Regions from separate parts of the Homo sapiens genome. Here region 1 is linked to region 2. Evidence: chromatin contacts called from ENCODE Hi-C or POLR2A ChIA-PET data. All regions are on one chromosome and are shown on one strand. Each heading gives the region's core, a stretch centred on a gene start or an enhancer-like site at or near the end of the contact. The rest is flanking DNA. Distances are from core to core; before and after follow the strand shown. Region 1 has its middle 43 kb from the start of RNU6-1. Region 2 holds the start of SKOR1-AS1 (SKOR1 antisense RNA 1).

Region 1 (5,477 bases), core at 1,504-4,003, 44 kb after region 2:
CTACCTTGCTTTTTTCACTTACCTACTGTATGTGACTCAGCATACGTGTCCTTCTCAGATAACAATCAATGTCATTTATTTATTTATTTCAATTTGTCATTTATTTATTTATTTCAATGCCATTTATTTATTTATTTGAGATGTGGTCTCACTCTATCACCCAGGCTGGAGTGCAGTGACACGATCATGGCTCACTGCAGCCTCGACCTCCTGGGCTGAAGCAATCCTCCCACCTCATCCCCCCAAGTAGCTGAGATGACAGGCACATGCCACTAAGCCCAGCTAATTTTTGTATTTTTTGTGCAGACAGGGTTGTGTCATGTTGCCCAGGCTGGTCTCAAACTCCTGGGCTCAAGTGATCCACCTGCCTTGGCCTCCCAAAGTGTTGGGATTATAGGTGTGAGCCATAGTGTCTGGCCCCATTTATTTCTTCATTCATTTAACATAAGAATCTGTTGCTAATTTATGTAGTGGAGAGTAACTGCCTTATATCTGTTTCTGCTGGGTTTTTTTTTTTGTTTTAAGACAGGGTCTCGCTCTGTTGTCCAGGCTAGAGTGCAGTCACACAATCATGGCTCACTACAACCTTAACCTCCCAGGCTCAAGTGATCCTCCTGCCTCAGCCTCATGAGTAGCTGGGACTACAGGCATGCATCACCATTCTGGGCTATTTTTTTTTTTTTTTAAATCAAGACAGGGTCTCATTATGTTGCCCAGGCTGGTTTCAAACTCTGGAGCTCGAGTGATCCTCCCACCTTGGCCTCCCAAAGTATTGAGATTACAGGCAGGAGCTATCATGCCCAGCCTGTTTCTGCTGTTTTTAGAACACAGATTATTAACTGGACACAGGCACCCAGAATAAGACTAAATTTCCAAGCATGCTTCTGACTAGGTGTGGCCATGTGTCTAAGTTCTCGCCTATGGGATGAGAACAGAAGTAAAATGTGCCTTTGAAGAGGATGTGTGCCTTCTCCTTCCTCTTTTTTCCCTTCCTGCTGGCTGCATTGTGCACTTGGCATTGCTCCATCATGCAGATGAGAGGTTGTATGTAACAGCAGCCAAAACTACATCCTGACTAATACCTGTGTTAATGGGCCAGACACTGCACTAGGGGCTCAGGACACAAAAACCAATACAATTAAATTTCTACATTCCAGGAGCTCAAAATCTTGGGTAGAAGACCAAAGGGTAAGCAAACACTTTTGAAGTCAGCACTGTGGTAGCCCCAGGGCCTCTGGAGCACGGCATAGCCAATCACCTACCATGTCTATCTATCCATTTGTGCATCTCTTTAGCCATCCGTGCATTTCTTAATTTACCCACCTACCCATAGATCAGTTCCTCTCTCATCTATCTGTTCATGCTTGCATTTATTCATCCATCTCTCCCACATATCTCATGAGGATCCTGCAGGGTTTTTGTTGTTGTTGTTTTATGAGACAAGGTCTCACTCTGTCACCTAGGCTGGAGTGCAGTGGTGTGATCATGGCTCACTGCAGCCTTGACCTTCTGGGTTCAAGTGATCCTCCCATCTCAGCCCCCTGACTAGCTGGGACCACAGGTGCATGCCACTGCACGGGCCTAATTTTTAAAATGTTTTGTAGAGATCAGGACTCACCATGTTGCTCAGGCTGATCTTGAACTCCTGGCCTCAAGTAATCCTTCTGCCTCAGCCTCCCAAAGTGCTGGGATTACAGGCATGAGCCACCATACCAGGCCTCTGCAGTTATTTTTGTTGAGAATTATATAGGGCCCGTTCAATTGTATTTTTCTCAAATTCAAGCCAATCAGAATGGCACCTTTCACCTCAATTTTAACAGATACCAGGAACCAAGATCACCACACACACGCAATATAATGATGAAATTTCATGTTCAAATCACATAACTAAATGCTGATTTGTGAACATTTTTAGATTTTCCTAGGTGATAAAAATGATACAGTCATTAGTTTTTTTCAAGGACAGTCTCCCACTTCTCCTGAGTTGGATGTGCCACCAGCCCACCTTAGAGCCAGCCCTGGGGAAATGCAGAGGGAGACAGAGGGCAAATTCGGTGTTTGTTATAATCATGTGTGATGCTATGTAAGAGCTATCTTTAGCTGTGTACCTCCCTTATTCTTGAGGGGTAGAGTAAGGTGGGGTGACCACCAAAGGAAGCCAGCAGGCTTCGTTCGCCTCCAGGGAATGAGATTCCTTGTCTCCCTCTCTTTCTTACTTTGGCCACTGAAATTTCTCCAAAACTCTTCTTAGGAATAAAGAAAAAATCAAGGGTGCAGATTATGGCAAGAACATAGTTAAGGTATGCAGTTTTGTTTCATTTAATGAGAAAATATAGTGGTTGTGTTAAGAAATTAAATGGCTCACACATTGATCCTCATTGATATATATTGAATGTTGTTTATCAAAAACATTGTGAATTTATTTGGTTTAAAACAAATATCAAACTTCAAATCAAACTTAAGTAGTAAGTCTAATATTAATGGAGATGAACTAGGATTCGAACTGAGCAAGGAGGGGGAAGGGATGGAGGAAGGAGGACTTTTTCTGTTTAAAATCTAAGGAGCCCTGGAACTTACAGAAATTCAGCCCTGTTTTTGGTACTAGGGAGATACAAAGATCAGATCTCTTCTGCCCCTGCTTGTAAGGCAGGAAATTTTCTGTCTACTTAAGTAGATGAGACACAAATCTGCAAAGTCATATAGCAGAACAGGAAGCTACTGTCAAGAGATGTTACAAAGGGGCGGGGGAGAGTAGGGAGTTGAGGTGGCGGGTAAGGATATGCCAAGTGTCAAGTAGATAGTGCAGGAAAGAAATGCACATTTCTCCAAGGGGGTGGTATCCACAATGGGTTGGAATGGCCAGGGAAGCTATTCTCTCCCCTTCCCTTCCTTCCTTCCAGTTCTAGGCATTGGGGGATACAGTGGTGAAGAAAACAGAAAGAAATCCTGCCCTTCTGGAATTTACATTCTAATGGGGGCAAGACAGACAACAAATGAAATAAATACAAATAACAGTGTGTAAGACAGTGATACGTGCTATGGAAAAAATAAAACAGGGAAAAGGAATCAGGACTATTGGGAGAGTGTAATTTAAATATTATGGTCAGGGAAGGCCCCACAGAAAAGGCGACGTGAGTAAAAACTGAAGGAGATGAGGGAGGGAACCATGTCAGTATTCAGAGGAAGAACATTCGGAACAGAGGGAGCAAATATGCAAAGCACTTATTCGGCACCTACTGCATGCCCACATGACAGCAATAGCAATATGTGGCTATTTGCCAAACTGTCTTCATTCGTGAAACATTTAAGCTTACTACAGAAGATAAGAGTTTTTTTCTTTCCCATGAGGTTGAGAATATATGGAGGATGGGTTGCCCAGAAGCAGTGGCAACATTTGCATTAAAAGAAGGCAGCCTTTTAACCCGAGGAGGAGGCTGAGAATCCAATGACTTTTCTGTCATACGATTGAGGGGACAGGAGCCTAGTGATAATGGGACACGGAGCTTCGGCTGCAGAGCTCTCTTTTGTCCACAATTTAGGGCAACTGTCTTGCACTCTGCCTCCATCCTCTGGGTAGACTCAGTGGAGGAAACGTTTCCACAGGCACCAGGCAACCGGGCTCCTGGAAGCAGCAGACCCGGGAGAGGAGAGCAACTCCCCAGCTTGGTGTTAGATATCATCTGAGACTCCTTACACCCTCGCAGCTTAGAAGCTCCTCAGATTACCAGGCAAGGCAAAGTTGATTTTGACAATGTCTGGGGAAGGAAGGGCTGCTCTTCCTGGCTGGCTGGCATAATCAGACTCTGGAGGAGTCGGCCTGCCTATCAAAGGAGGTGAGAGCTAAGTTGTTGCTGCCTTTCCGCTTCAGGATGAATGGATTCCACCCCATTGAACTGGAGTGACCTGGCGCCTGGATTCTTTCATCTCTAAAATGGGAAAAATAATTGTTGCACATATATGGTGTTGAAATTATGGCCCTCAATTGGTGATAATTATCATTACTTAGTATTAATAATTATTATTTGTGAAACTTCTCCCAGAATTGCTGCATGGATTGCAATGTCCAAATAAGCTTATAATGGGGCTTCCAGACACTAGCAGTGAGGCAGTTTCTGTAGAGGTTGAGTGGCGGCTCTTCACCGACTAACTGGGTTTGCGTCCCCCGCCTTTTTGTTTTCCTTTTTTAAAATATATTTTTTAAATATCATGGAGTGTCACTATGTTGCCCAGGTTAGTGTCGAACTCCTGAGCTCAAGGGATCCTCCCACTTTGGCTTCCCAAAGTGCTGGGTTTGCATCCTGGATGGCCTCTTAGGAGCTGTGTGCCCTTGGGCAAGTTGTTTAACCTTCCTGAGCTCCTGCGTCCCTATCTTTAAAGTGAAAATAATAATAGCACGTTTTACTACTTGGAAGGAGGCTGGACCAGGTTTTCTACAGCCAGACCATCTACGCTTTCCAAAGGGCCTGGGCAGCAAGTGAGTATTAGTCTACTAAGAGTGTAATTATGTTATATTAACAGCACCTACCTCCAAAGGTTGCTGCGAGCAGAGAGCACCTCACAGTGCTTTACAGCAGTGCCCGGCTATAACCATCACAGCATTATTATTAATGTGATTAGCCTCATTTTGCAGATGAGGAAATATAGGCCCAGAGAGGTTAAGATACCCCACGCAGGGACCTGCAGCTAGTCGGTGGCAGGGATGGCGCTGGAATCCAGGGGTTCCCTCCAGAACCCCACAGCGGCCCATGCTGAAAACCAGACAACGCCCGCCCCCGCCAGAAGGCACCCTGGGAACGGAAAGCTGGCAGCCTTCCAAGTCCCAGGACGCGCTGGGGCCCAGCCCCCGCTCCGCCCTCCCCCATCCCTGGAACAAAGTACACTTCTGCCGCAGGAACATTCCAGCAAACTGAAGGCATCGCGGGCGCGGCCGCCGCCCCCGCCTCCCCACAGCTGCACGGAGCGTCCACGGCCCCAGGCCGAGCCCCACTGTGCCCCGCTTCCGACCCCGCCCGCCCTGCCGGCTCCCCGTCGCCCGCCGCGTGTGCAGACGCAATCGCACCGGAGGAATTCTCTGGTCTCTTTGCTAACCTCGGGACCCGCAGTTGCAAAGGCTGAGGGACGGGGTGGGCGGAGCAGACGCTGAGGACTGCGGTGCCCTTAGGGGCACGGAGTCGCTTGGCAGCAACCGCTCCTGGGCCCGCTGGTCCCCGGTCCTGGGCAGCCCCCACTGCCCCACTTTACTCCTTTACAGGATAAAGGCATGCTGTTGTTAATAACAAGTAGAACTAGGAGAAAGATCTCTATTAATCCCACCAGGCTGAGACAACTGCTATTAATTCTGGTTATGTCCTTCCTGACTTTTTGTGTACACAAAAAACACAGATGTACATTAACACGAAATATCCTGCGATGATACTGTTTGTTTCTAAATTAACGAACTTTAGTTGTTAGAGCAGTTTTCAGTTAACAGAAATTTG
Region 2 (5,309 bases), core at 1,502-4,001:
AGGAAGTTCCGTGGCTGCGGCTCGACAGAGGAGCCAGGCAAATGCTCCTTCCCACCCTTCCTTCCCAACTCCCCCCAAAGTGGAAAAGCTCCTAGGCAGCTGGGGCCCTCCGGAAGGGACGCCCCATCTGGGCAGGAATCTCTGCGGACTGGAGTCGTAGGCGGATCCGACCCAGAAAGCTCAGTCGCAAAAACCCTCCCGGGCTTCGCGTCCCTTCAGAAGTGGTTTGTTCCCCCCAAAAATGTTAATAACCAAACGATTGGTATGGATGTAATTATCAATAATTATACTAATTATTGCTGATTGCGGGGCTCGTAGCTACTTTAATTAGTTTACCAGATTCTAATTAAGTTAAATGAAACATTAATAGGGAAAATATGCTTTGAAAAAAAAAACCCAGGATTTAAAAAAAGTCTATTTCTCGCCACAATGTTGCCACCTTGCGACAGATTTTAAGCATTACAGCCAACGCCCGAAGGCCCAGACCAGGGTGCCTGGGGTCCCAGGGAGAAAAAGTGGGGCCTGGAAGTTGGAGGAGGCAGTTGAACACAGAATATCCTGTGGGCTGTTCTCCTGGAGTGTTTGGTTTGGCCTGGTCCCCAGCGGTGCCTACAGGAGGTCTGGCTCTGGAGTCCCAGGTCTGGGGTAAGGGACAAGAGTGAACGGAAGCCGGGGCCCCTCTTGGGATCCGCAGTGGGAAGATGATCTCTATCCCCACCTGTTCTGGCAAATCCAGAGTGAGAGACTGAGCAAAGTTGGAGCCGCCGTTGGAGACAGCATCAAGTGGGTTTATTTTTCACCCCCACGGGAGAAAGCAGTAAGTCCCTTCCCATCTCCATTTCCTCTGCAAATCAGGGTAACCTGTGTGCAAAAGCACCACTTAGAAGACCCCTTAACTCCTGGAGCACAGGTGACTCTGTGTTCTAGTGGCACTCGGTTCATGAGGCTAGCAGGGCACTCACCTCCCTTTGTTATTCTTGGTTGTAAGTGTCTGTTGCCCTAAGACTGAAAGTAAGTCCACAGCAGGGGTCACACCTTGCTTTTCCTTGCAATCTTCAACACAGGGCCCAGGGCTCCACAGGCACACAACACATGTGTAGATGAAAGGCTTCCAACTTTGCGGTTCATCTAGGTGCTGAAAATGTCTGAGGGAAGGAATCCCTAGGTGCTTCTGGACAACAGCCACTGATAAGCAATTAAGCTCATTTGCATAAGGTTAATTAAACACAGGTTTACTGCTCAGAAAGAAGATCCTTCATCAATAGGATTCGTTTTGGGAGCAGGTATCAGGTAAGTGATTGTTAACCTAGAAAAGGAAAACTTTGTTCCTGTTCCAACTGTGTCCTAAAGGGGGTATTCCTTCACTCCGTCATACTTTTCCAGGTCACTGGCACACAGGTCCACCCATTCGTAGCTACCCTGCTCTAAAGCCTTGATCCGTTGCAAACATGTGACTCCTGCCTTGAATTCAGAACACCAACAAAAGCAGAACTGGATCTGCATGCTCTTCCCATGAATTCTAAACAGCCTCATCTCCTCTCTCCATCCTCAGATGCTTGGCTAAGAGCACAAACTCTGGAGCCAGATTTACTGAGGTCTCAATGCTGCCCTGTCATTGATGAGTGACATTGGGCAAGTTGTTGAATCTCTCTGTGCCTTAGCTTCCTCATCTATAACATAGGGAGATTAACAGTACCTACTTCATAGAACTGTTTTCTGTTAATATATGTAAAGCACTGAGAACAGCTCCTGGCATACAAGAAGTGCTATTGTATTGGTGTTTGCAAAGATTACAACTCCCTCTGAATTCACTTTCCTGAGACTCAAGCCAGGAATGCTTTTAGAGTCCCAAAATGTACCCCAGTCCATCACCCTCCTCTCCTCCAGGGGCCCAGAAAGGGGGCCCAGAAAGGAGGACAAACCGGTGCTTTTTCAAGCCTGGACTATTGAGCTTTCTGAAGACACATTCATAAGAATCTACAAGCACAGAGGTTGGAAGGGCATCCTGCAACGCCAATGCATGGACTATTGAGTTTCTGGAGACACATTCATAAGAATCTAGAAGCACAGAGGTTGGAAGGGCATCCTGCAACGCCAATGCATTGACTCTATGTGTCCAAAGAGGCGAAGACTTGCCCAAGTTCCCTCAGCAGGTTAGTGCAGAGGAAAGGAAGTCAGCCAGGTCTCTGGATTTTCTGGGGCTAGGAACTGCCTGTCTTTTTCCTAATTTCTGTTCTAATCTTTTCTTTTCTTTTAAGTAGCGACAGGGCTTCACCTTGTTGGCCAGACTGGTCTCGAACCCCTGACCTCGGTATCCTCCCAGCTCAGCCTCCCAAAGTACTAGGATTACAGGCGTGAGCCACTGCGCCCGACCAGTTTCTTTAGAACAATCTCAACAGTCCTTTTTGGGCCAAGTCCTTCACTCTTGGATTCTATTTTACTCCCCATAACACCCCCTTCCACATACGTAGACTAATAATATTCCAGTCTGATGGGTTGTCTGTGCTGAAAGAGAGGGAGCCACATCGACATTGGTCGTTTTCTTATTTGGCATCCCAAGGGAGACATTTAAAACTACTCACCCAATTGCCCAAGTGGCCTCCAAAGAACCAGATATCTCTAGGGGAAGAACAGAAATCCAGCCAACAAAGATTGTCCTCTAACGCCTTACATCGAAGGCCCAGAGCCAAGGAAGAGGCGGAGATGTCCCGCAGTCCCCTATGCTCGGCTGTTACCTGGAAAGGATCATTTCACTTCCACTGAAGAGAAAAGGAATGAGTCCTGAATGGAATGCTGCCCGGCAGCTCCCAGCGCCCGCTGGTAGAGTACCCGCCGCTGTCCCTGGGTGGCTCCGGGGCTTCGAGCCTAACAGTCCTCCTGCGGCGCGCCTGGAGGCTGGGAGCTGTGCGGCCGCTCCCGGCAGATCGACTGAGGTCCCAGTGGCCGCAGGGCCCACGTGCATGCTGAAGCACTAGCAAAGCAGTTGCACCATTTTTCTGTTGGAAAGATATTTCAGAAAACATTGCCTAAGTCATCGCAGGAAATCTGAACGTGGTTGGACTTTGTTTCCTCTTTGTCTTACCACTCGGGACTGTGTTTTTGTAACTCAATTACCTGAGACCTGGGTCCCGATCTTTTCAGGGTCTGTGCCTCTGTAAGTCTTATCAGGCTTTACCTCTCAGTGATTGGTGTAAAATGATGACAGTAAAACAGTAAAACCCACAGGGTGGGGCTGTCAGGAATTTTTTAAACATTATTTTATTTTTCTGCCCCCTCCCCCTTTTCTTTTTTTCTTTTATTATTTATTTATTTGGTCTGGAATATTTCAATGAAATATTGGTGAAGCCCTTGACATATGGTAGATACTCATTAAGTGGTGGCTTTTTTTTTTTTTTTGATTCAAAGGATTCTGTCACTCTTATTGCAAGTTCCTCATACGTTTATCGTTGCACTAGTTCCTGTTATGTTTCGGAGCTGAAATGGATCAACTTTGGCAAGACGAAATTTCCTTAAGTGTAAGGTACTGCAATACTCAGGATTGTGCAGAGGGAAGCAGAGGCAAGATGGGAAAGATCGCAAACTAGGGCCCGAGGGCCAGAGGCAAAATGCACCGCAGAGATGAATCTGCCTAGGCCCCACCTCCTTCTATTCCGTCTCCTAGGACTACTACATTTTATTTGTGTTAAAAGATATCACCTGTAGATGAAAGGTGTTTTCAGTGGTAAACCGTGCACCGGCGTATAAACGTGGTGTAAAAAAAAAACCAAACAGAAAAACAACCTGATGTAAAAACAGAAAAACAACCTGATGTAAAAATATGGAACGCTTCACGAATTTGCGTGTCATCCTTGCGCAGGGGCCATGCTAATCTTCTCTGTATCGTTCCAATTTTAGTATATGTGCTGCCGAAGCGAGCACGGTGTTTCGTCCTTTCCACAAGATATATAAAGCCAAGAAATCGAAATACTTTCAAGTTACGGTAAGCATATGATAGTCCATTTTAAAACATAATTTTAAAACTGCAAACTACCCAAGAAATTATTACTTTCTACGTCACGTATTTTGTACTAATATCTTTGTGTTTACAGTCAAATTAATTCTAATTATCTCTCTAACAGCCTTGTATCGTATATGCAAATATGAAGGAATCATGGGAAATAGGCCCTCTTCCTGCCCGACCTTGGCGCGCGCTCGGCGCGCGGTCACGCTCCGTCACGTGGTGCGTTTTGCCTGCGCGTCTTTCCACTGGGGCCGGGGCGGCGCGGAGGGTTCAGACGCGGGCTCTTACTCAAACGCTGATCCCCGAAACTACCGAGCAGTGTCTGCGCGACGCGAAAGCATTTTTGGAGCGAGGGGCCATGGTGCCCATGGGATTCCCACGGGTGTTGGACTCGGGACCCCGAAAAGGTTGCGAGTCGCTGGTTGGACCCTTCCCTGCGCGGGGACCCGAGAGACGTGACCCTAGCGAGGCCTGGGGCCACCCACTGTGGGCTGGAAGGGGCCGACAGGGGTTGCGGCGGGGGATCGTGGGGAGGGTTGGCCAGGGCGCGCCTTCAGCTTCCCCTCGGCTTCTCGGAACTAGCTCTCTGCATTCGGAGCCAAGGCGATGAGGGTGTCTGCTTTGGGACGCAAACTTCCAGTAGTGGTGGAAGTCTGGGAAGGGTCACCACCGTTTGAGCCAACATTTAGAAAGAGCCAGGCGCTTAACCTAAATGGTATCATTTCCCCCATTTTGCAGTTTAGCAAACAGGCTCTGGGAGGTTAAACCATCTGCTCCAGTGATCCTGCCACTGGTTAAAGTAGTTGGGATTTGGATGCGAGTCTGGTTTCAAAGACTTTTTTTTTTTTTTTTTTTTTTTTTTTTTACGCAGTGGAGTTTGGAAAAGATTTGAGACCACAAGTGCAGCCTCCGCTTTCCTTGTTAGAGTTACTCCAGAAGCCCTGACCAGCTCAGACTTTCCTTCCTACTTCCATTCCTTCAACAAATATTGAACATCTGTGGTGTCAGCACCCGGGCTTCAGGGATGCGTGAGTGGGCAGGGTTGCTATGGTCATGGAGCTCGGTTCCAGCAGGGGAGCCAGGCAGACATGAAAGAGCCCTCTGGATGCCGAGACGTGTGCTGTGAAAGTGTGGCATAGAAAGTGCCTGGGGGATGATGGCCACTTCAGTGGGGCAAGAGAGAAGGTGACATTGGAGCTGTCATTGATGATAACGGCGGCAGCGCTGAGGGGACGGGGACCGAGATCCAGGCAGAGGACCTTGCAACCACCTGACTCAGTGTCACCCATCTGGGCCAGCCCTTCCCGGG

The links. Hi-C counts contacts between places; a loop is a spot of excess contacts on that map. ChIA-PET counts read pairs that join two places held with the same protein, here RNA polymerase II (POLR2A). Pooled maps may share reads with other maps.
Region 1: a loop to region 2 is called in a map of naive thymus-derived CD4-positive, alpha-beta T cell, with 11 times the contacts of the local background. The contact joins the enhancer-like site here to the promoter of SKOR1-AS1 in region 2. A Hi-C loop is called at or near these places in 1 of 168 maps with a recorded cell type or tissue (naive thymus-derived CD4-positive, alpha-beta T cell), 1 of 37 single-sample maps with no recorded cell type and 7 of 50 pooled maps. POLR2A ChIA-PET finds 5 or more read pairs at or near these places in 5 of 52 experiments (AG04449, Caco-2, GM12878 and 2 more).

What each region holds. Positions count from the first base shown.
Region 1 is chr15:67,879,868-67,885,344 of GRCh38, forward strand. No RefSeq gene overlaps it. Among named protein-coding and RNA genes, the nearest start is that of RNU6-1, 43 kb to the left of the region's middle. RefSeq lists a cis regulatory region at 2,454-2,954. Within about 2 kb of position 2,754, at least 4 of the 41 ENCODE cell types and tissues checked have a DNase peak (open chromatin) inside an H3K27ac peak, as active enhancers do.
Region 2 is chr15:67,836,128-67,841,436 of GRCh38, forward strand. It overlaps SKOR1-AS1 (SKOR1 antisense RNA 1), which reads right to left and starts at 2,752. Exons shown (of 3, transcript NR_120345.1): 1 at 2,583-2,752; 2 at 963-1,306. RNU6-1 (RNA, U6 small nuclear 1) reads right to left here and starts at 3,918; the gene lies at 3,812-3,918. RefSeq lists enhancers at 702-1,232, 3,856-4,808, 4,264-4,313, 4,809-5,309.